Regions from separate parts of the Homo sapiens genome. Here region 1 is linked to region 2. Evidence: read pairs that join two places in POLR2A ChIA-PET (ENCODE). Cell type or tissue: A673. All regions are shown on one strand. Each heading gives the region's core, and the rest is flanking DNA. Links, peaks and the distances in the headings are about the cores only.

Region 1 (12,338 bases), core at 4,396-6,895, 56 kb after region 2:
CGTTGTTGTCGTTGTGCCTGTTCTACGTTCTAGCACTGCACCAACTTGGATATCAAATGCAGAAGAGATATCAAAGTCCTCAGCGTCTGCATCATCTCCTCTGGGAAGCCTGCTTGATATACGTCTGCATTTGGGGTGATGTGTGGAATCGATATTGAATGAAATCGTGTTCAATGCCATGTGAGGACTGTGGTGCCAACCCATGGTAAAGGTCCTACATGCAACGCCCAGAGTAACTTTTCTCAGCTATCCCAGTGCCACTTTCTTCCTTATTTTCTGGGGCCTGGCGAAGCAAATCCAAGCTTCTCAGTTTTGCATTTGGGACTCTCCCTTTCCCAATTTCCTCTTCCCTCCTGACACTCATTGCCTTCCCAGCCTCGGCAGTAGTCAGACACCGCCCTGCTCTCCCTCTGCACCTGGCTCGTTACCACCTTCATATGCCTTTGTTCCTGACTCAGGTTTCCCCAGCTCTCTCCACCAAACCAAGCAAACAAAACTTTTCTCTTTTTCAGGAGCCAGAGGTCACTGGTCTTGTTGTAGATTCATAGCAACAAAGAAGCATTACCTAACTTCTCTTTCTACACAAACTCTCTTGCTAGAATGATACTGTATTTGCAACCTTTATGTGTGTCCAGCTTCCTAGTACTCTACTCATTTAAGTAAATAACAGCAATACAACTTTTTTTTTTTTTTGAGACTGAGTCTCGCTCTGTTGCCCAGGCTGGAGTGCAATGACGTGATCTCAGCTCCCTGCAGCCTCCGCCTCCTGGGTTCAAGTGATTCTCCTGCCTCAGCCTCCCAAACAGCTGGGATTGCAGGTGTGCATCACCACACCTGGCTAATTTTTGTAGTAGAGACAGGGTTTCACCATGTTGGCCAGGCTCATCTCAAACCTCTGACCTCAAGTGATCCACTTGAGGTGGATCAGTGCCTCAGCCTCCCAGAGTGCTGAGATTACAAGCATGAGCCACCGTGCCCAGCCAATACAACTTTTTAATTGCCCATAAAAACATCACTCAAAAACCCTGCTCATCTGCCCATTCAATGAACAAAGAATAGCAGAGGAGGCGAAAACATAAAATTGTTAACTCTTGACAGTGCCCCTAGCAAAATTAAGCCTAACTAGTAGTCGAATGTGGGTAAAATAAGGTAAGAATATAGATTTTCCCATTAGCAGAAGAGTAATTAAAATGACTTGCTTTAAAAAGAGTTCTGGGCTGGGTGTGGTGGCTCATGCCTATAATCCCAGCACTTTGGGAGGCTGAGGCTCTTAGATCACTTGAGGTCAGGTGTTCAAGACCAGCCTGGCTAACATGGTGAAACCCTGTCTCTACTAAAAATAACAAAAATTAGCAGGGCATGATGGCAGGTGCCTGTAATTCAAGCTACTTGGGAGGCTGAGGCAGGAGAATCACTTGAACCTGGGAGGCGGAGGTTGTGGTAAGCCAAGATCGTACCATTGCACTCCAGCCTGGGTGACAAGAGCAAGACCCCGTCTTGAAAAAAAAAAAAAAAGAGTTTTGAAAATCAAGGGGATCTCCACAATCTGTCATTTAATAACAGGAAGCCCAGGGTTCTCTCAAATTTCCCATCAAAACATGGTTTCATAGCAACAGCCACTGAAAGGTAAGGTTCCTGTGATTTCGATTTTACTAGCTATTATGCATTCTTTGTGACTCAGTCTAGATGGGGTAAGAAATGTCAAACTTAAGATTAAATGTTTTTATGATGAGTAGAAAACCAAGATGAAATATGTTTTTCAGTAACTAAAAAGCAACTAATTTATTAAAAGACACTTGTAAAAGTATGATTGCTGAGTGTATTTAAAGTTTCTTTTATTTAGCCTTTAATAGTTCTGATCAAAATCTTTGAAAATTCAACTGGTAAGAAAGATTAAGCTGAAACCTTACAGTGAAGTTATAATAACTGAGAAATGTTAGGCTCCAAATAGTTTTGGTGTTTTGTTTTGTTTTGTTTCATTTTTTGTTTTTGAGATGCAGTTCCACTCGTCACCCAGGCTGGAGTGCAATGGCACGATCTCGGCTCACTGCAACCTCCGCCTCCCAGGTTCAAGCAATTCTCCTGCCTCAGCCACCTGAGTAGCTGGGATTACAGGCACCTGCCACCACACCCAGCTAATTTTTGTGTTTTTAGTAGGGACAGGGGTTCACGATGTTGGCCAGGTTGGTTTCGAATTCCTGACCTCAGGTGATCCGCCTGCCTCAGCCTCCCAAAGTGCTGGGATCACAGGTGAGCCACCACACCCAGCCCCAAACAGCTTTTTAACTTAAAAAATATCTGACTACCAACAGCTCACTCAATCTTTTTTCCGGGGGAGGGGTTGCGGGGACAGGTTAGCAAAAGCCAGTAGAATATATAAATGGAGACTGGTTTTAAGAGTTCACCTAAAACCTAGAGAAGCAAAAGAGAAGAAATAGGAAACATGGCCACTTTACCGTAGATTAGTAGTAGTATCATGAAGCCAAGACTGCGCTGCATCTAATCAAGGATACGTGATGAACACTACGTTTCTGTACACACATCTTTGTTAAAACCAGTTTCTCATACCTAATTGCAGCATTTGCAATTAAGGAGAGTTTTGCCTTGCAATGATAGGTTCAAACATTTTTACTACTTTGGTTTTTCCCACTGGATCTACTGAATCAAGCTTCGGGAGTGAGGAGGTTATTTCCTCTCACTGCTCCATCACCTGCAACCAACATTTCTCCCTTGTGCATTCATTCTTTCAGACTACATTTTAGAATCTTCTGTATGAACAGTATGTATTTTTCTATATTCAGAGTGATAGTTTCTTATGTATTTAAAATGTTTTCTATTCATGGCTAAGAATTATGTACAATAGCAGGGAGACAACTGCTCTTAGCTGTATGGTGAACTAGATATTCTGAATTGTAACCGCCCCCTCCCACCTCCTCCATACAACATCCACATGCTGGATAAATTACAGCAATCATACTTTATTTATTTAGAGATGGCGTTTCACTCTTGTTGCCCAGGCTGAAGTGCAATGGTGTGATCTCAGCTCACTGCAACCTCCGCCTCCCGGGTTCAAGGAATTCTTCTGCCTCAGCGTCCCGAGTAGCTGAGATTGCAGGCATGCACCACCACGCCCAGCTAATTTTTTGTATTTTTAGTAGAGACAGGGTTTCACCATATTGGCCAGACTGGTCTTGAACTCCTGATCTCAGGTGACCCGCCCATCTCGGCCTCCCAGAGTGCTGGGATTACAGGCGTGAGCCACTGCACTCAGCCAGCAATCATACTTTTACATGCACTGATGAGACTGCAAGACAGGGAAATTCCTCATGACTCACAAATATATTAACAAAATGGTAAACAGGCCACTAGCCAGGATGCCCTTGCCTGCACAGCTGGGGACTAAGGACTTCAGGTCACAGTGATGAGGGATATTTATAAAGACAAGGCTTTGGACCTAAAAGAGAACTGGGAAGCTGAGCCTAAGATCTTCACATGAAGCCAGGAGACTATAATAGAAGAGCTCACCTAAAACAAGTTCGTCAGAGAAAGACTGGGCTAGGAAAAAAACCACTAAGGCTGGGCACGGTGGCTCACGGCTGTAATTCCAGCACTGTGGGAGGCCGAGGCGGGCGGATCACAAGGTCAGGAGTTCGAGACCAGCCTGGCCAATATGGTGAAACCCCATCTCTACTAAAAACACAAAAATTAGCCAGGCGTGGTGGCAGGCACCTGTAGTCCCAGCTACTCAGGAGGCTGAGGCAGGAGAATCGCTTGAACCCGGGAGGTGGAGGCGGAGGTTGCAATGAGCTGAGATCGCACCACTGCACTCCAGCCTGGGTGACAGAGCAAGACTCCATCTCAAAAAAACAAAAAACAAAAAAACAACACCTGCGTTTTACCCAGTTCTGCAATGATGGGGGTATAGATGGGAGATCTTAATGCTAGATATGTTTTCCCTGATACTTTGTCAACTTTCATCAAGGTCTAGGGTTCAAAAATACATTATGCTTGCACATGGAAATTCCAAGCCACAAATGAAAGTGGCCCCAAGTGATTGCATCACCTGGAGTCTGAAAGGTAAATATGCATCCTCTCTGGAGAAAAGCATCTTCATTTTAGGTACCTTAGGAGTCCCAAAGTATGTCCTCCCAATTTAAGGGGAAAAAAATCTGAAACACACAAGGAAATAAGCCAGTACGCACAAGGGTCAGCAGGAAAACTTTTTTAATTCTTAAGAAATTAAGATACTGGAATTATCAGAAACAATATAATTATGTAAATAAAACAGAGTGGAAATAAATGAGCAAAGAACAACAGAAAATCAAAAATAACCAGGAAAATTCAAGAAAGAATCAAACAGAACTCCAAAAACAAAAAATTACTGAAATTAAAAATTCAGTGGATGGGTTAAATAAGAGACTGGGCTTATGTGAAAAAGAGTGGGTGACCTGGAATATAGACCTGAAACAATTATTCAGAATAAACTATCTGGATAATATGAGTTAAGATACAAAGAACAAGAGGAGAAAGCCTTACATAAAACTGACTAAGATTACAAAAGGAAATAATAGATAGAATGTGGAGAGAGACTATTTGAAGAAAAAATGGCAGAGAAGTTTCCAGAATAATAAAAAACATTAAGCCATCAGACACAGGATATAACAAGAAAGATAAAGGAAATCCCTATCTAGACACATTATAGTGGAATATTCTAGAATACCGAAGACAAAGGTAAACCTTAAAAGCAGCCAGAGACCTTTTTCAACAAATAGTCCCAGTACAAGTGGATGTTCATAAGTCAAAAAAAAAAAAAAAAAAATCTCAAAATGGATCACAGACTTAAATGTAAAACTAGAGAATTTTTTTAAAAAAATTAAAAGTATGAGAAAAATTTCGGAAGCTAGTGCTCGGCAGAGTTCTTACTTTTGACACCAAAAGCACAATCCATAAAAGGAAAAACTGATAAACTGCAGAAAAATTAAAATCTTGTACTCTACAAAACTCTATTAAAAGACAGGCCATACATTGGAGGCTAGGCATGGTGACTCATACCTGTAATCCCAGCATTTTGGGAGGCCAAAGCGGGAGAACTGCTTGAGACCAGGAGTTTGAGACCAGCCTGGGCAACATAGGGACCTCGTTTCCACTAATAATAAAAAAAAAAAATTAGCTGGCTGTGGTGGCAGGCACCTGTAGTCCCAGCTACTAAGAGGCTGAGGTGGGAGGATTGCTTGAGCCCTGGAGGTTGAGGCTGCAGTGAACTGTGATCTCACCACTGTACTCCAGCCTGAGTGACAGAGCGAGACTGTCTTAAAAAAGAAAAAAAAAGAAAGACAAGCTATATATTGGGAGGAAACAGCTGCAAGCAACATATCTGACAAAGAACTAGTATGTAGAATACATAAAGAACTCTCAAAACTCAAAAATAAAAAAAAACCTAAAAATCCAATTAGATATAAAGTAACATTTCACCTAACAGGATATGCAGATGGCAAAATGAGTACATGAAAAGATACTCAACAACATTACCAATTAAAGAAATAAAAATTAAAACCAGAGTAAGTTATATATCTATCACTATATACCTACCAGAATGCCTAAAATAAAACACAGAGACACAACTAAATGTTGTTGAGAATGCGGATGAAGTGGATCGCCCATATGTTCTTGGTGGGAATGTAAAGCAGTCTGACTCACCCAGGAAAACAGTTCAGCAGTTTCTTTAAATATGCAATTATCATATGACCTAACAACTGCACTACTGGGCAGTTATCCAGAAGAAATGAAGACTGTGTTCACAAAGAAACTAACAGCAGCTTTACTCATTACGGTCCCAAACTGTAAACAACCCAGATGTCCTTCAATGGGTGAATGGTTAAACAAACTACAGTATATTCATACCATGAAATACTACTCAACAATAAAAGTGAACTATTGGCCAGGTACAGTGGCTCACACCTGTAATCCTAGCACTTTGGGAGGCTGAGGCGGGTGGATCACCTGAGGTCAGGAGTTCGAGACCAGCCTGGCCAACATGGCGACACTCCGTCTCTACTAAAAATACAAAAATTAGCCAGGCATAGTGGTGTGCGCCTGTAATCCCAGCTACTAGGGAGACCGAGGCAGAAGAATTGCTTGAACCCAGGAGGCAGAGGCTGCAGTGAGCTGAGATGGCGCCACTGCACTCCAGCCTGGGCAACGAGACTCCATCCCAAATAAATAAATAAAACAAAATAAAATAAAAGTGAACTATTGATACAGCAACAAACTGGAAGAATCTCTGAAGAATAAGGCTGACTGGGGCAAAACAAACCCAATCCCAAAAAGGGATTTGGTTTATAATCCTGTAAGACACAATCTCGAACACCTTAATCCTGAATGGTGAAATCCCAAAAGATCAAAATGCCTAATCTAAAATCCATAATGTCTAAAATCCCAAAAATCACAATCAGAGGATACTGGCATCATGATAGGTAGAACTACAACTTTCTCATTGTCTTTATTTGGAAATTAAGTACGGTTTAAGGAGGTATGTATGGGTGCTGAGTTGATAAGAGGTGTTCTTTGGGACTTAATTTTAGGTGTCAAGTTGATTGGATTAAGGAACACCTAGAAACTTATTAGTGTTTTGAGTGTGTCTGTGCAAGTGTTTCCAGAGATTAGCATCTGAGTGAAGCCAGTGGAAGACACTGGTTGTTCTTAAAGTATTTCAAATGACTGCAGTTATAAAGCTGAGCATACACAATTACCAACCACAGGGCTATGCATTGATACATTTCCCTTTTTGACCTATTTCTTTATAAATACCACTCATCTGTTCATAACTGTCATACCCATGTGACTGTCATTAGTAGAGCTGAGAACTGCTTATGCTTGCAAACATACGTATGTTATTGTTGCCTATTTTATTGTGTAAAGTGGCCTGTGTTTGTATTTCTCAAATCCTCTTTTAAAAATGTGAATAATCAGCCAGGTGCAGTGGCTCATGCCTGTAATCCCAGCACTTTGGGAGGCTGAAGCAGGCAGATCACGAGGTCAGGAGATCGAGACCATCCTGGCTAACACAGTGAAACCCCGTCTCTACTAAAAATACAAAAAAAATTAGCTGGGCATGGTGGCGGGTGCCTGTAGTCCCAGCTACTCGGGAGGCTGAGGCAGGAGAATGGCGTGAACCCGGGAGGCAGAGCTTGCAGTGAGCCAAGATCGTGCCACTGCACTCCAGCCTGGGTGACAGAGCAAGACTCCATCTCAAAAAAAAAAAAAAAAAAAAAAAAGTTAATAACCTGAAGTCAGGGGTTTGAGACCAGCCTGGCCAACATGGTGAAACCCCATCTCTACTAAAAATACAAAAATTAGCCGGGCATGGTGGCGCACACCTGTAGTCCCAGCTACTTGGGAGGCTGAGGCAGGAGAATCACTCGAACCTGGGAGGTAGATGTTGCAGTGAGCTGAGACTGTGCCACTGCACTACAGCCTGGGCAACAGAGTAAGACTCCATCTCAAAACAAACAAACAAACAAAATGTAAATAAATATCTTTTAAAGGTTTTTAAAATTATTCTTTCCAGAATTACATATTTGGGATTATGATTATCAGGGTTTCAACCTTCATGATCATGGCATTTGGGATTATGTATTTCCGGATTATGAGTGGCTCCCCAAAAGGCTACATAATACAGAATTCCACTTATATAAAATCCTTGAAATGACATAATTATAGGAATGGAGAACATATCAGTGGTTGACAGAGGTGAAGGAGAAAACAGAAGTGGCAGGGAAGTAGACGTGGCTATAAAAGGACAGCAAGAGGGGTCCTTGTAGTGATGGAAATTTTCTGTATCTCCACTGTGTCCATGTCAGCATCTTGGTTGTGATACCATACTAGAATCTTACAAGATGGTATCACTGGAAGAAACTAGGCAAAGGGTACACAGGTTCTCTCTGTATTATTTCTTATGATTGCATGCCAATCTACAACTGATTTCAAAATTGAAAGTTTAACCACAGCAAAAAAGCAATCAGAAAGAAAAGTCACATTATATCCAAAAGAATGACATTTGGAATGACAAAAGATTTCTCCCCAGTAGTAACAAAAGTAAAAAGATAGTAGACTAATTCTTCAAAGTACTGGGGGAAAAAAAGACACACCTCAACTTAGAATTATGTACATATAAAATCAACTTTATAGAATGAATTGAAAATACTTTTGATAAATGTAAACTAAGAGTTTGCCATCAACAGATGTCACTAGAGGAACATCAAAAGATGTGCTTCAGAAAGAAGGAAAATTATCCTAGGTGAAAGGTCTGAGATGTGAGAATAATAATGAATAAACAAACACTTCTAACATATAAAGTAAATCTAAACCAACAATTATCTGTACAAAAACAGTAATAATCACAAGGTCTAATTTTTTTTCTAACAGATGGTGTCTCACTATGTTGCCCAGGCTGGAGTACAGAGGCTAGTCACAGGCACAATCGCAGTGCACTGCAGCCTCTAACTCCTGGCCTCAAGGGATCCTCCGGCCTCAGCCATTCAGGAGCCAGAACTACAGGTGTGCACCACTGAGTCCAGCTCAAGGTCTAATTTTAAGGTGAAAAATCACAAGCTATAACTAAAATACTGAATGATTTTAACACGAAAGTTGCAAGAGGGGTGACTTGGAGAGTTCCAAGACTCTCAATTAGAGAGGAAGATAAAGATATAACATTATACTTTTTAAGTACGGATGTAATATTCCAAGGAAATTCCCCCAAAACAAAGAAGAGGGGGCAGAGGGGTGAGGGTGGAATTAAAAAACATTTTTGATTCCAAAAGAAAAAAAAAGAGTGGAAGAAAAAAACATAAAAAGCACAAAATAAGGTGGTAAGGAATAAATGCAAATACATCAGTACACATAAAAATGCACTCAACTAACCAGTTAAAGTTCAGATTAGATTTAAAAATAATTGGCCGGGTGCAGTGGCTCATACCTGTAACCCCAGCACTTTGGGAGGCTGAGGTGGGCAGATCAGAAGGTCAGGAGTTCCAGACCAGCCTGGCCAATATGGTGAAAACCCTGTTACTAAAAAAAAGAAAAAAAAATTAGCCAGGCCTGGTGGCAAGCACCTGTAGTCCCAGCTACTCAGGAGGCTGAGGCAGTAGAATCGCTTGAACCCAGGAGGTGGAGGTTGCAGTAAGCTGAGATTGCGCCACTGCACTCCAGCCTGGGTGACAGAGTGAGACTCCGTCTCAAAATAGTAATAATAATCATCATCATCATCATCTAGCTATATGCTGTTTATGAGACACACTAAAACATAAGGACATTCATCAACAAAGCAGGATAGAAAAATCTAGCTAAACTATGCGCAATGCTATCAAAAAATAAAAACGTCAATGAAAACAAATTCCCAGAAAAATGTAATAAAAATGACTAACATTAAAGAAATAGAAAGGCTAATAATTCTATAATTTTTGAAACCTAATCAATAGTTAAGAAATTTTCTCACAAAAAAATGCAAAGTTCAGACAATTTTATAGGCAAGCTCTATCCAGCTTTTAAGGAACAGATTAATTTAAATGTTTTTCTTTTCTTCCAAGAGAACAGACAGAGGGAAGGAGAGAGAGACAGCACTCCTTAACTTATTCTTAGTATCCACAATCTATTAAGTATAAAAAGACAACAATCTACTACTATATAAATGGGCAAAAGACATGAAACAAGCTTTTCAGAGAGCAATAAGGAATGAATAATAAACATGGGAAAAGATGCTCAGCCTCATTAACATTTAGGAAATACAAAGTTAACTTCCACTCTAGTCAAAATGGAGTAGCAGAGGCACGATTTACCTTCTCCACCTTAAATTAAAACCTATATAAAATGTATACAAGGAAGTTTTTCAGATGTTAGACAAAAGCCAGTGCAGGACAGTGACTCCTGAGAGATGGAAAACAAAGAAAGCCCTATAATTGCGCAAGCTTCTACATGGGGTTTCTAAGCTGTGGCACTAAGGCTAGGGAAGGGAACCTCCCTGGGTAGAGAATTTAGGGGAGCCAAGGTAAGATTTGCAGGGCAGAATATTGGGTTTCCCTTAAGTCTTCAGCTAAACACCAAGCAGTGTATGCATGTGAGGTAAGGAACAGGAGATACAACTGGGAGCTCAATAGGGTTCAGAATATTTCATGTTCCCAACAGACAGAATGCAGAAACCGTGTAACCAGGAAGATTATTCAGAACGGTATTACCTTCGTAGTGGGTCAAATTAGCCCTAAACTAAAGGCTGTCCCAGTCCTGTCTTATTAAGCTTAAAAGCAAGCTATAAAATGATCGGATTGTTTCCAAGTAACTTTATGTCCCCAAACAGAGTTCAAGATACTTAAAAGAACTCCAGCACCCAATATTAAAAACAGAAATTACCAGGCATGTAATGAAGGAAGTTACAATCCAATATGGGCAGGGTGGGGGTTGGGGTAGGGTGGGAATCAATCAATAGAAACAGACCAGAAATGATGCAGATGACAGAATGGGCAAGCACACTGAAAGAGCTATTATCAATACACTCCAGATGTTGAAAAAAAAAAAAATAGAGGAAGGCATGAGCATGTGAAGGAGACACATGGGAGATAAAGACCCAGACAGAAATTCTAAAGACTAAAAATATGTCGGAGGTGAAAAATACCTGGATACGATTAAAAGGAAATTAGATACTTTAGACAGAAAGATTAATAAACAATGAGGACACAGCACTGGAAAGTACCCAACATGAAACACAGAGAGAAAAAGGCTTTTTAAAAAGCTGCACAGAATCAGCACACTGGGAGAAAATTCTGAGGGGCCTAACGTACATCCAAGTCATCAGAGCCCCAGGAGAAGCATGAGAGGAGCAGAGAGAAAACCATAACAGAAGAAAAAATGCCCCCCAATTTCCAAATTCTATGAAAACCATAAACCCACAGGTAAAATAGCTGCAGCAGCAGAAACGTGAAAAAAAAACTACAGCAAGCACATCATAATCAAACTTCTTACAACCAGTGACAGAAAACCTTAAAAGCAGCCAGGAAAAAAATGACATCTTACACATGGAAGAGCAGAGATAACAGTAATCTTGCTGGAAATCACAGGTAGATACCACTTAACATCCACTAGGTTGGCAAATTTTTAAGTCTGAACTTAAGTGTTGGAGATGCTATGAAACAAAGGTAACTCACAGTGCCAAGAGAGGTATAAACTAGTACAGTCACTTCAGAACACAAATTTGGCATTATTTTATCAATATATCAAGCAATATAACTGCTAGATACAATGTTCACAGCAGCATTGTTTCAACAGCAAAAACAAATAAACAAAACTCAAATGTCCATCAAGAATGAATAAGTTGTAGTATATTTATATAATACTATATAGCAATAAAAATGAAAGAAAGTCACAGAAGTAAACATTTTGCCATTTATATAAAATTCAGAAACATACAAAATTAACATTTCACTTACAGATACATACGTATGTTGTAAAACTATAATAGACAAATGACAAACACAAAATTCCAAATAATTATTTGAGAGGGAGAGGGCCTTAGGGAACTTCTAAAATGTCGACAACATCTGTATCTTAAGCTGGCTGATGAGTACACAGATATTTACATTTATTATCCCTTTATATATACGTTTATGTATTTTTGTAGTATGAAATACTTCATTAAAAAAAGAGTGAAAATGTAAGACTTCAAAAATGAAGACTACCATTTATGTATAACAATAAAATTAGTGTAAAAAAGTATACAAAGAAAATGTTCAATTCTTTATCTTTCCGTGCTCTATATAATCAGTATTAATCTAAAGACCATAATCCTAGTATGAAAAAAATAACAAGCTTTGACACAAAATCTAAGCATCTGCTTTCCTGGCACTCTTAAGTTAGACAAGAGTAAATATGTTAGCCTCTCAATTCTGCCTCTTCATCTTTCATCTATACTTAGATTTTTCTTTATCTTTGGACTTCTTTGGACTTCTGCTTCGGTCTCTCTTTTTACTCCTTTCTCTTTCATAAAGATCTGTTTGGTATTTTGATTTATGACTATTACTATAATGGCCATCCCTCTCTCGAGATCGGCTACGACTTCGGTTCTGAGTTCGGTCTCTCTTTTCACTCTTTTGTTTCTCCCAACAGCTTTCTTCTTCTTCATAGTGACCAAACCCCATTTCTCTATAGATATCCTGTCAAAGGAAGGGGGAATTACAAGTGAATCAGTAAAATAATCATTTTGTGGGCATTTTCAATTAATAAAACTTAGAAAAGTCTACCATTAGAAGGCTGTTATAACAGCTTAAATGTGAACACTACCACTAATGTCAAGA
Region 2 (12,338 bases), core at 6,071-8,570:
GTTTCACTATGTTGGCCAGGCTGGTCTCGAACTCCTGACCTCAGGTGATCCACCCGCCTCGGCCTCCCAAAGTGCAGGGATTACAAGCGTGAGCCATCGCGCCCAGCCTCTTGTTGTCATTATGACTGGGGCTGCTGAGGGTTCTCTGGACGTGGGAGAAGGTCCCGTGCTGCAGGGTGGGAAAGCCACAAGGCACTCTGACTTTAGCCCCAGGAAATGGAGACAGAGAAGACAGAGCTGCCTCCTCACTCCTGGGCGTGGGCCCAGGAAAGGTCTTCTTCCCCCAGATCATGCCTCCTATGCTGTCTTTGTGGAGAGTAGGCTTTGACGAGGACGTGAAGGAGGACGGTGGAGAGAGAATGGGGTCAACCAAGGGCCCTAAGTGATTGTCCCACATCAGTCTCTTACCCTGGGCTGGTGGTGACTTAGCCCTTGACAACTTACCTGATTCTGAAGGTCGTGACGTGACCAGAGCAGGGAGACCATAGATGCAGCAGTGACAGTCAACCCTCCAGAGGGTGACAGTAGGGGCTGGGGGAGGCCGGTGGCGGCTGGGCCCGGGGCTGGCCTGTGCTGTGGACTCTTCCCAGGACCTTGGTGCAGCCAGCTGCCCCATCCCAGGCCCAAAGCTCTGCCATCTGGCTTCTTGTGATTTCTATTCCGAGGCTCACAGCAAGACCATCCTCCCCGTTCCTCCAGATGTTCCTGTCTCTGCAGACACTGGAGCAGAGAAGGGTGAGAGCCAGTGCTCAGAGCTGCCCGGCCATTTGCCTTCAGGGGTCATGGGCTTGTGAGGAATCAGGGTGACCCTCATCCAGTTTGCCTGGGACTGAGGGGTCCCCCAGGATGCAGGACTTTCAGTACTAACATTGGGACGGTCCTGGGCAAGCTGAGGTGATGGGTCACCAAGGATCCCCAGGATTCCAAGTGGCTCCAGGCTCTTTGTCTCCCTCCATTTGGAGACCGTGTCCGTCCTGTACCCACAAAAGTGCTCAGTGGCCTCATGGCCCAGTGGCTTTGTGGCTGGGTCAGCTGCAACTTTGGATCCCTGATATTTTCTCCATGGGGCAAGAGCGATGGGTGTTTGGCAGCCACTGTCACAGCCTTTGAGGTGATAACAGCACTGTCGTGGGCCACAACCCCCAGCATGGGCTGAAAACAGCCACAAGCCTGCCTGGACTCACAGCCACACTGAGATTAGTGCCAGCAAAGTGCCCTCTGTAGGTGGGACAACCGTGCCCCCTCGACTTACTCTGCGAGGAGCTTAACGACAGCCCTGAGGTGCCGGGGCCCGGGGTCACGGAGCTCCCGTAGCCGAGGACAGTGCTGTTATCACATCATGCCCAGCACTACCATGCCCAGCTATTTTTTGCATTTTTAGTAGAGACGGGGTTTCACCATGTTGCCCAGGCTGGTCTTGAACTCCTGGCCTCTACAAGGCCTCTACAAGTGATCCACCCACCTCGGCCTCCCAAAGTGCTGGGATTACAGGTGTGAGCCACCGCTGAGCTACCACTTCCGGCCAGACACCACATTTTTTTATCCACTCATCAGTTGATGGGCACTCAGGTTGACTCCATATGTCTGCAATTGTAAATTGTGCTGCAATAAACATACGCGTGCAGATGTCTTCTTTTTATTAGTATTTAATGACTGAATTTCCTTTCGGTAGATACGCAGGAGTGGAATTGCTGGATTGAATGGTAGATCTTCTTTTAGTTATTTGAGAAATCTCTATACTGCTTTCCTTAGAGGTTGTGTTAATTTACATTCCCACCAGCAGGATGTGGGCATTCTTTTTCTACCACATTAGTGCCAACATCTATCGTTTTTTGACTTTTTGGTAATGGCTATTCTGGCTGGGGTAAAGTGGTATTACATTGTGGTTTTAATTTGCATTTCCCTGATGATTAGTGACATTGAACATTTTTTCATACATTTGTTGGTCATTTGCAGATCTTTTTTGAGAAATGTCTGTTCATGCCATTTGCCTACTTTTGTAATGTGATTATTTGGGTTGTTTTCTTGCGGATTTATTTTAGTTCCTTGTAGATTCTGGATATTAGTGCTTTATCAGAGGCATAGTTTGCAAATATTTTCTCCCATTCTGTAGGTTGTCTGTTTACTCTGTTGATAATTTCTTTTGTTGTGCAGCTTTTTAGTTTAATTAGGTCCCATTTATTTTTGTTGTTGTTGTTGCTGCATTTGCTTTTGGGGTCTTAGTCATAAATTCTTTGCCTAGGCCTGTCCAGAAGACTTTTTCCTAGGTTTTCTTCTAGAATTTTTATGGTTGCAGGTCTTAGATTTAAGTATTGTATCTATCTTGAGTTGATTTCTGTATACAGTGAGAGATGGGGATCCAGTTTCATTCTTCTAAAGGCAGCAATCCAATTTTCCCAGCAGCATTTACTGAATAGAATATCCTTTCCCCAGTTTGTGTTTTTGTGTGCTTTTTGAAGATTAGTTGGATGTAAGTATTTGGCTTTATTTCTGGGTTCTCTATTCTGTTGCATTGGTCTATGTGTCTATTTCTGTATCAGTACCATGCTGTTTTAGCAACTATAGTCTTGTAATATATAATTTGAACTTGGGTAGTGATTTGTTCTTTTTGCTTAGGATTGCTCTTTTGTTCCAGATTTGTTCTTTTTGCTTAGGATTGCTTTGGCTATATGGGCTCTTTTTGGTTCCGTGTGAATTTTAGGTTGAGGGCTTTTCTAATTCTGTGGAAAATGACCTTGGTATTTTGATAGGAATTGCACTGAATCTAGAGATTGCTTTGGGCAGTATGATCATTTTCACAATATTGATTCTTCTAACCCATGAGCATGGGACGTTTTTCCATTTGGTTATGTCATCTATGATTTCTTTCATCTACTTTCTTTCATAGGTCTCTTTGTAGAGAACTTTCATCTCCTTGGTTAAGTATATTCCTAGGTTTTGTTTTGTTTTGTTTTTGTTTTTGTTTTTGTTTTTGTTTTGTTTTTTTGAGACATAGTTTTGCTCTTCTTGCCCCAGGCTGGAGTGCAATGGCACAACCTTGGCTCACTGCAACCTCTGCCTCCCTGGTTCAAGGGATTCTCCTGCCTCAGCCTCTGCAGTAGCTGGGATTACAGGTATGTGCCACCATGCCCAGCTAATTTTGTGTTTTTAGTAGAATGTGGTTTCTCCATGTTGTTCATGCTGGTCTCGAACTCCTGACCTCAGGTGATCCACCTGCCTCAGCCTCCCAAAGTGCTGGGATTACAAGCATGAGCCACCGTGCCCGGCCTTTTTGGTAGCTATTATAAAACGAGTGGAGTTCTTGATTTGACTCTCAACTTGTTCATTGCTGGTGTATAGCAGTGCCACTCATTTGTGTGCATTGGTTTTATAACCTGAGACTCTACTGAATTCGTTTATCAAATCTAGGTGTCTTTTGGATGAGTCTTTGGGGTTTTCTAGGTATAAGGTCATATCATGGCAAACAGAGATAGTTTGACTTCCTCTTTTACAATCTGGAGGCCCTTTATTTCTTTCTCTTGCCAGATTTCTCTGGCTAGGACTTTCAGTACTGTGTTGAATAGAAGTAGTGAACGTGGGCATCCAGGTCTTGTTCCAGTTCTTTGGGGGAATGTTTTCAACTTTTCCCCATTCAGAATGATGTTGGCTGTGGGTTTGTTGTATGTGGCATTTATTATTTTGAGCTATGTTCCTTCTGTGCCCAGTTTGTTGAGGGTTTTTATCATAAAGTGATGCTGAATTTTATGGAATACTTTTTCTGCATCTGTTGAGATAATCATCATATGGTTTTGTTTTTCATTCTGTTTATGTGGTGAATCACACTTATTGACTTGCATATGTTGAACTATCCCAGGGCCCTGGGATGGAACCCACTTGATCATGGTAAATTATCTTTTTGATGTGCTGTTGGATTCACTTTTCTAGAACTTTGTTGAGGATTCTTGTATCTGTGTTCATCAAAGATAGTGTCTGTAGTTTTGTTTGTTTGTTTGTTATGTTCTTTCCTGGCTTTGTTATCAGGGTGATATTGGCTTCATCGAATGAGTTAGGGAGGGTTTCCTCCTTGATCTTTTGGAATTGTTTCTGTAGGATTGGTAGCAATTCTTCTTGGAATGTCTAGTAGGATTCGGCTGTGATTTCACTGGGTCCTGGGCTTTTTAATGTTGGGAGATTTTTTATTACTCATTCAATGTCACTGCTTTTTACTGGTCTGTTCAAGATTTCTATCTCTTCCTGATTCAAGCTGGGTGGGGGTGGGATTTGGGGTTAATTATATCTTGTTTTGCTGAGGTCAGTGGGAAGAGGCAGCTCAGAAGCTGAAAAGCAGCCTGGAATCCCAGTCCACCAACCCCTTGCTTTTCCCCCATCTAGCCCAGCCTCAGTTCATTCTGCCAGCAAAAGAAAGAGACCAAAGCACTACTGGCAGACCTTCACAGGTTTGTGTGTAGGTCTGAGGCCTGCGCCAGCTAAGCACATATTTTGAACATCCCCCTTTTCAACAATGAAAAATTATTTCTCATGTCGTTTCTGCTCATTAACAAGATTCTAGCATCTATTTCTGTAACAATTATTAGGCTCCTAAGGTCCCTCCTCTGGAGAGAGAAACCCCTATTAGGGGCCTTCAAATGCTAACCAACCAATCTTTCATGCAGATTAGAGATTTTTTTTTTTTTTTTTTTGAGACGGAGTTTTGCTCCTGTTGCCCAGGGGGAAGTGCAACGGCACAATCTTGGCTCACTGCAACCTCCGCCTCCCAGATTCAACAGATTCTCCTGCCTCAGCCTCCCAAGTAGCTGGGATTACAGGCATGTGCCACCACACCCGGCTAATTTTGCATTTTTAGTAGAGACAGGGTTTCTCCATGTTGGTCAGGCTGGTCTCGAACTCCTGACCTCAGGTGATCTGTCCGCCTCTACCTCCCAAAGTGTTGAGATTACCGACGTGAGCCACCACACCCAGCCCCTAGAGTTATTTATAAATGCATTCATACTACTCTTTACACCGAATTCTTTTTAGCCTAAGTAACCATAAAGATAATACAAAACCGACCTTTGGCAAGTTGCTTCCAGCACCTCAGTTTTCTCTTCTATGAGATGGAATTAATGGCGCACATCCCAAAGGCTGTTGTGAGCATCCCGGGGTGATTCAGAAACAGGGTAGAAGGAATGTGCACAATGAACCCGAGCTTTGTTTTGAACCAGAAGGTGAGCTCTGTGACAGCAGGACTTTCCCCAGGTCCTAGAACAGAGGGCACATAGCAGGGGCCTCACATATCGTGCTGGATAAATGAATGAATGAACCAGGATATTTTTGTAGAAATCCCTAAACTGACACAAAGGCCCCAGGGCCACCAGCTCCCCCTGTGCCTTCAGCAAGTGACTCAGCCTCCGGGACAGGCGTCCACTCAGGACCTCTGAGTTTCCTCCAGACTCTATCCCGCCGTGAACAGACAAAGCCACACACAAAAGTACACAGCCCTCACCTACAGGCCCAAAGAACAAGGCCCAGGATTGCTCAGTGTCGCTAACCTACCCCACGAGCCCTCCTTCCTTGCACACCAGCCCAGCTGCCCACAGGTGCTGCAGGCCCCAGCTGCACTCACAGACTCTGGAAGGAGGCTGACTCATCAGAATTATAATAATTCATCCGCTCTTCCTCAGCCCCTCAGCTGTGAAGGGCCAGGAGCCCAAAAGGAGGTGGGAAGAGGCCAGGCAGCGGGTGGCAGGGCAGAGTGAGACACGCAGCTCTGGGGACTCTCTCGGGGGATTCTCAACAAGGATTGTGGGCCAAGGAATACGAATGACATGGCCCAGGGCATCCAAAGGATAGCTGCCATTCTGTATGAAGTATGAGGCTGAGCCTCTCCCAGGGTATGAACCCTGATGGCAGAGGCCATGCGGTCAGGTCTTACAGTGGAAGAAATGGGAAACCTCTTGCCACTGAGGTTCCTAAATCACTCTGGGTAAATAAGCAAAGGAAAACCTCCCCACGACCCCAGGCAGAGCTTTGACAACAAATCAAAGGTCAGCAACGCCATAAATCTACTGCCTTTGCCACAAACAGATCATGAAGAGCTATTTTGAAAACGACTGGGCCAAAAAAATTCCCTGGAGCCGAATCAACTCAAAGAGCTCAAACAGAGAACAGGAAAATCTTCCTCCTTCTCTCCCAAGAGACCAGACCATGAGGCCCCCAGAGCTAAGCACCCACAGTGAGGGCTGCCTCCTTGCACTGGCGAGAGCACAGTCCCTAATGCCAGACCCAGGACAGTGTTCGTGGCCTTGGGTGCTGCAGACTGACAGGTCTTCCCCCAACAGCCACTGCAGCCTGCAGGTGGGCAGCTTCCCAGAGGAGCCTCCCAAGATCCTTCACTCCCCGGCCCAGGAGCCAGGGCCCGCACGGGATTTTCTAGCAGCGCATCCAGGTGAGCTGCTCACCTGGACTATGCACATGGGTTCAGGTCTGACAGCCCCGGGGCTAGCCAGGGATCTGGCCCACGAGGATTTTCTTTCCATGAAAAATGCACACATGCATGTATGTGTGGAAAACGGCCTGAAGGGACCCCCATTGGTATTATCAGATGTCACTGCAAGATCCCTGAATTTTACAATGGCTACATTCTGTACAATAATTTTTTATAAAGATGACTGAATTTTCTGAATAATGAATGTGTATGTTATACTTTTAAATACAGCATTGTTTGGCAAATTTTTTTTTTCATGTTACCCAAAGTTATTAAATACAGAGATTTAGAAAAATAGAAACCAAAATGGGGAGAGGATCACCTGTAACCATAATCCCACTATCGAGATATATTCTGATGATCTTTTAGTGAATTCCCTGGGTATTTTCCTATAATAAGCATTTTTAATAAAAAAAAGATTATATAGCACATTCTTTTCTTTTCTTTTCTTTTCTTTTCTTTTCTTTTCTTTTCTTTTCTTTTCTTTTCTTTTTGAAATGGAGTTTCCCTCTTGTTGCCCAGGCTGGAGTGCAGTGGTACGATCTCGGCTCACTGCAAACTCTGCCTCCCAGGTTCAAGCGATTCTCCTGCCTCAGCCTTCTGAGTAGCTGGGATTACAGGCATGAGCCACCACGCCCAGCTAATGTTTGTATTTTTAGTAGAGACAGGGTTTCTCCATGTTGGTCAGGCTGGTCTCAAACTCCCAACCTCAGATGATCTGCCCGCCTCGGCCTCCCAAAGTGCTGGGATTACAGGCATGAGCCACTGTGCCCGGCCGGGACATTCTTTTTTATAACCTACTTCTTTGCTTCACTATACATGCTCAACACTTTCTAGCTCATGAGCATCGTTCTGCAGTATCATTTTAATGCCCTATGGTATTCCATTAAGTGGATGTCCCATGCTTCATTTAACTCATTCTTTCCTTCAGGATTTTCAATCAGCAAGTATTTCTCTCTAGGCCTCCACAGGCAAATTGTCATGAGTGCTATTCTCCAAATATGTCGACCATGTGCAGACAGTGGGATCATGCTTTCTTGTCCCTAGGTGTTGCCATGTGACTTGTTTGGGCCAATGAACCGGAAGCAGCAATGATATCTGGGCAGAAGCTTCAGGGTCCAGTGCACATTTCTGAACATTCTCTTTCCTGGAGGTAACTCACTGTGAGGCTGGAGACAGAAACTGCGTCCACCCAGGTCTCTGCATGTAAGCCCCAGCCAACCTACAATGGGCATCCATCACAAACCAATAACCAACTCAATGGCTTGCCCACCGGGATTCAGCCCTGCGTTGTTTCTGAGCTTGTCCTGACTGACTGGCCTCAGGGCTGATGCAGGAACAAGGTTGAGACAGAATCCCAACCCTCCAAGTGTGTGTGGCCCAGCTGGGAAGTCCAGCCTACATGTAAGGGAAGAGTTCAATAATGCACAACAAGTAACCGTTCAAAGCAAAACTGTTGGCAGGGTGCCGTGGAGCAGAGTGGACCAGTTCTGCCCTGAAAGGACAGCTTTGAAGCAATCTGAGAATAACGAGGGCTCCTGGCACTGGAATGGCCTGGGCAGATGCCCTGGAGGAAGGTTCAAGGGGAGGGCTCTGAAGGATGGGGAGATTTGAGGGGCATGGAGGTAACAGATGGAGAAGAGTGGGAGAGGAAAGGGGTCGTGATGGAGCAAAACACAGAGCCCAGAGGACTGCAGGGGGGTGATTGCTGTGAAGTCGGAGCTCTGAAGAACTGAGAGCTGGAGACAGCCTCCGAGAGACAGCAAGGAGCCAGACAGGGAAATCACCCCTGTCAGGGGAGGAACCTCTACCGCTTCCTGTGCTTCCCAGGCTTCTTTCTGGGGGAAATGTTTCTGTAACTGCCTCATTCAGGAATGCCCTCTGTGAACCTAACTTTGGAGGCTTAATCTGGCTTGGCGTCATCACACATATGTTATATGTTATATTCAGGAGTAAGACTGACTGCAGATACAGTCAAAACCATTGTGATTTGCTAATTCTATTTGAGTAATCACTCTCAACAGCCAGCCACAGGTCCTGGCCACACTTCAGCCTCATCAGCTAGTGCCACTCAGCCAGTGTGTCAGTCAGCCAGTGTGTCAGTCAGCCAGTGTTAGTCAGCCAGTGTGTCAGTCAGCCAGTGTCAGCCACCCAGTGTCAGTCAGCCAGTGTGTCAGCCACTGTCAGCCAATGTCAGCCAGTGTGTCAGCCAGCCAGTGTCAGCCAGTGTTAGTCAGCCAGTGTGTCAGTCAGCCAGTGTCAGCCAGTGTCAGTCACCCAGTGTCAGTCAGCCAGTGTGTCAGCCACTGTCAGCCAATGTCAGCCAGTGTGTCAGCCAGCCAGTGTCAGCCAGTGTTAGTCAGCCAGTGTGTCAGTCAGCCAGTGTCAGCCAGTGTCAGTCACCCAGTGTCAGTCAGCCAGTGTGTCAGCCACTGTCAGCCAATGTCAGCCAGTGTGTCAGCCAGCCAGTGTCAGCCAGTGTTAGTCAGCCAGTGTGTCAGTCAGCCAGTGTCAGTCAGCCAGTGTGTCAGCCACTGTCAGCCAATGTCAGCCAGTGTGTCAGCCAGCCAGTGTCAGCCAGCCCATGTGTCAGCCAGTGTGTCAGTCAGCCAGTCTCAGCCAGTGTCAGTCAGGCAGTGTCAGTCAGCCAGTGTGTCACCCAGTGTCAGCCACCCAGTGTTTCAGTCAGCCAGTGTCCATCAGCCAGTGTCCGTCAGCCAATGTGAGTTGGCCAATCATTGTGTCTGTCAGCTAGTTGGTCAATCAGTGTTCATCCATTAGTCTGTCAGTGTCAGTCTGTCAATCAGTGTCAGTCAGCCAGTCACTGTCAGTCAGTTGGTCAGACAGTGTCAATGAATCAATGTCAGCCAGCCAGCCCATCACTGTCAGTCAGTCCATGTCAGCCAGCCAGTTAATAAGCACAGTGTTCAGCTGGCTTCTGAGCGCTGGGCCTGTTTGCCTTTCTGTTTATTTACCCAGCACCTTTCCTGTTTCTGGGCATTGGGATAGGTGTGTCATCCCTCCGTGAGGACAGAGAGCTGTCCCCAGGAACTCAGGACAAATTAATTACCCAGCTGGGTCAGGCCCCAGCCCCCATTTTCAGCCCAGCCACCAGCTGCTAGGCTGAGCTGCTGTGATTCCAGGAGCTTCTTGAGCTTAGAGGGCATCTGTTCAGAAGTGAGTCAAAGGAACAAGGTCACCTTCTGACTCTGCAGAGCCTCTTCCTCCCCGACAGGGGTTTTTGGTGGTATGCCACAGCAGGGCTCCTCTGGCCACAGTCCCAGCATTGGCGAGACTAACCTGATGATACCTCTGGCTCTGTGGCAGCGGCCCTTCCACCTTCCTCCCACAGGAGACCGTGTTGTCTATGGATGGGCAGACACAAGCGTTTTCCTAACACAGCTGCCGCTTTCTCAAATAGGACCAGGGTAGAGGGCGGAGGAGGGCAGGGCCATCCCGAGCCTTGGTGCAGTGCCCAGGTTTGCACATTGCTGTGGGCATGTGTGTTGTCTGCTTAAACAGTGTCCCCCCTTCTTTGAGGGCACTGCTCATCTCCCTCTCCCCAGCCACCACCAACCATGTGGGTTCAGCTATGAGGTGACAAGCCAGAGGTGGGCCTGAGATCCAGGCTGGACCAACTGTAGTACTTCCTTATCCCACAGTGATTGGTCCAGGGATGTGCACGTGACCCAAGCCAGGCCAATCAGAATCCTTCCCCAGGATCTTTCTGAGGCTGTCTCCTTGAGTCCTTTAGTTGGAAAGATGCGTGCTTAAGCCGGCCACGAGAATGGCTCTCATTGTGCAGGAAAAACCTTGGAAGGAGAGAATAAACAGAAGGAAACAGGTGCAGAAGGAAACAGACGAGAGTCCTGACACGGTTTTGAGGCCCTAATTCCGGTCAACTCAGCAGCTGCCTTCTACCCCCGGCCTCCTGCCATTTGGTTTTGTGAATCATACTTGTAGCCAAGAACTTTGGCTAATACAAACACGTATAATTCTAGAGCTACCCAGACTGACATCTCTCACTCATTTGGAAGTGGACAATCCAGAGTGTGATTTGCCCAAGCCCCTTGACTTCTCCCCTTTAGCCCCTTCCAGGGAAAGCCAAGGGAGCCCCACTTAGTCCTCAGGTGGCTGCAGCAAGCAAACCCTCAGGTAGAGGCTGGGGGACCAGCACCTGCTCCGACGCCATGGCCTTTTCTAGCTATGAAGCACATGCATCTTGGCCTCTGACTTCTTTCAGTCAATGTTTTGTTCTGAACATACTCTCGGCACTGAGAATGTTCTCTTGCTTGTGTTTTGGGTAACTCCATGGGGGGCTAGATTCCTGGGCATGTGACCTGTGCCATCGCACAGGGCCCTACGCTTCGAAGGAACCCATGTTTGGTTTCATGCTCTGCCGACATCTTGAAATTGTTACACATTTTGAACAGGGAACCTTGCAGTTTGATTTTGCATAGAGTCCCACAGATTATGCCGCTGGTCCCGGCTCTGTGCAATCCCTCCTGGTGGGATCTGTGATTCCAAGGAATTGCTCCAGTTCCCAGAACCCCACTCCCGATCACTCCTAGCTTGTATCTTCTTTACCTTAATGCCTCCCTCCCCCCATCCCTGACTTCTACGGTATTCTCCCCACCCCACCCCATAGATGGACTTTTTCCCCGGAAGCCCACAGCCTCTGTGGCCTCATCTGAGCTGTGTCCATGCCAGCCGCAGCTGGGGCATGGCTCCTCAGCTGAGCTCAATGTCAAACCAAAGCTGGATCCATTTTATTTGGAAGAATGCCAATTAGAGTGGCTTGTCTTGCTTCTACTCCTCAACCCCTGACATTCTACAGTTCTACCCCAAACCCCCTTCCAGAGGCCTCTGGGAAGGCTGCCTCAGGGCAAACCCAAGATGGCAACAGCCTCTGGTTTGATCAGTCGAGGAGAGCTCTGCTGCATGTTTGAACAAGAAGAGCAGCTTCTATGAGATGGCTTCATAGTTCTATAATGAGGATTTTAGAAGTCTAGGAAATGGGCAAGCAGCCTGTGTCCTTGGGAACTGCCTGCTGCACATCCAGCAAAGGGAGGTCCTTGCCATGGCCTCACTGCTTCTCCTGGAAAAGGTGGATTTGAGCCCCTCACATCCCCCCAGGTGGAACAACACAGAACTGCGGCTGCTGAGACTGGCCACAACCTCAGTCTTCTTCACGCCTACTTTTTTTTGTTTTTTGAGACAGAGTCTCACTCTGTCGCTCAGGCTGGAGTGCAGAGCGCAGTGGCACAGTCTCAGCTCACTACAACCTCTGCCTCCTGGGTTCAAGGTGATTCTCCTGCCTCAGCCTCCCGAGCAACTGGGATTACAGGTGTGCCCCACCACGGACCCAGCTAATTTTTGTATTTTTAGTAGAGACAGGGTCTCACCAGGTTGACCAGGCTGGTCTCGAACTCCTGAACTCATGAAGCCCACCAAAGTGCTGGGATTACAGACATGAGCCATCGTGCCCAGTCTAAACCCACAATTTTTAACAGAACAGACCAATCTAGGGGAAAGCCAGTAGGAGAAACTAATAGACAATTTGACAATAAAGAATCCAGGTGTGGTAAAAAATGATTTATTTTTGAAGCATGGTTAACAGCTATGCAACTAGGAACATTTCATTTACCTGTCCCATCTATGTTTTTCTGTCACAAAGACATATACTAAGACTTTGGAAAAATTCCAAAGGGGATTACACTTGAAATGTGCTGTGTTTTCACTTTTTTTTTTGTACTTGTCTTATTCACAGTGAATCAAATAAAACAGCTTTACAGCTTACTAAAACTCAAACTTGTTCTCAAAGGAAGCAGTTTAAACATTTTCAACTGAAAAATCAGCAACACAATGATTCTAC

Evidence for each region. ChIA-PET counts read pairs that join two places held together with the same protein. Peaks named below come from ENCODE experiments on the same cell type or tissue, not always from the same donor. Only the 100,000 strongest peaks of a DNase experiment are listed, where the experiment ranks them.
Region 1: POLR2A ChIA-PET joins it to region 2 with 11 read pairs; 13 of 35 experiments call an interaction of 5 or more read pairs at or near these places.

The regions. Positions count from the first base shown.
Region 1 is chr6:149,493,508-149,505,845 of GRCh38, forward strand. PPIL4 (peptidylprolyl isomerase like 4) reads right to left here. Exons shown (of 13, transcript NM_139126.4): 13 at 10,988-12,197. The coding sequence ends at 11,946. Among named protein-coding and RNA genes, the nearest start is that of ZC3H12D, 15 kb to the left of the region's middle. RefSeq lists enhancers at 3,193-3,693, 3,262-3,481. In A673, for the core only: no CTCF peak of the experiment used is centred there; a DNase peak (open chromatin) is centred at 5,734.
Region 2 is chr6:149,435,585-149,447,922 of GRCh38, forward strand. ZC3H12D (zinc finger CCCH-type containing 12D) reads right to left here. Exons shown (of 6, transcript NM_207360.3): 6 at 11,211-12,338. Among named protein-coding and RNA genes, the nearest start is that of SUMO4, 41 kb to the left of the region's middle. RefSeq lists an enhancer at 5,056-5,970. In A673, for the core only: no CTCF peak of the experiment used is centred there; no DNase peak of the experiment used is centred there.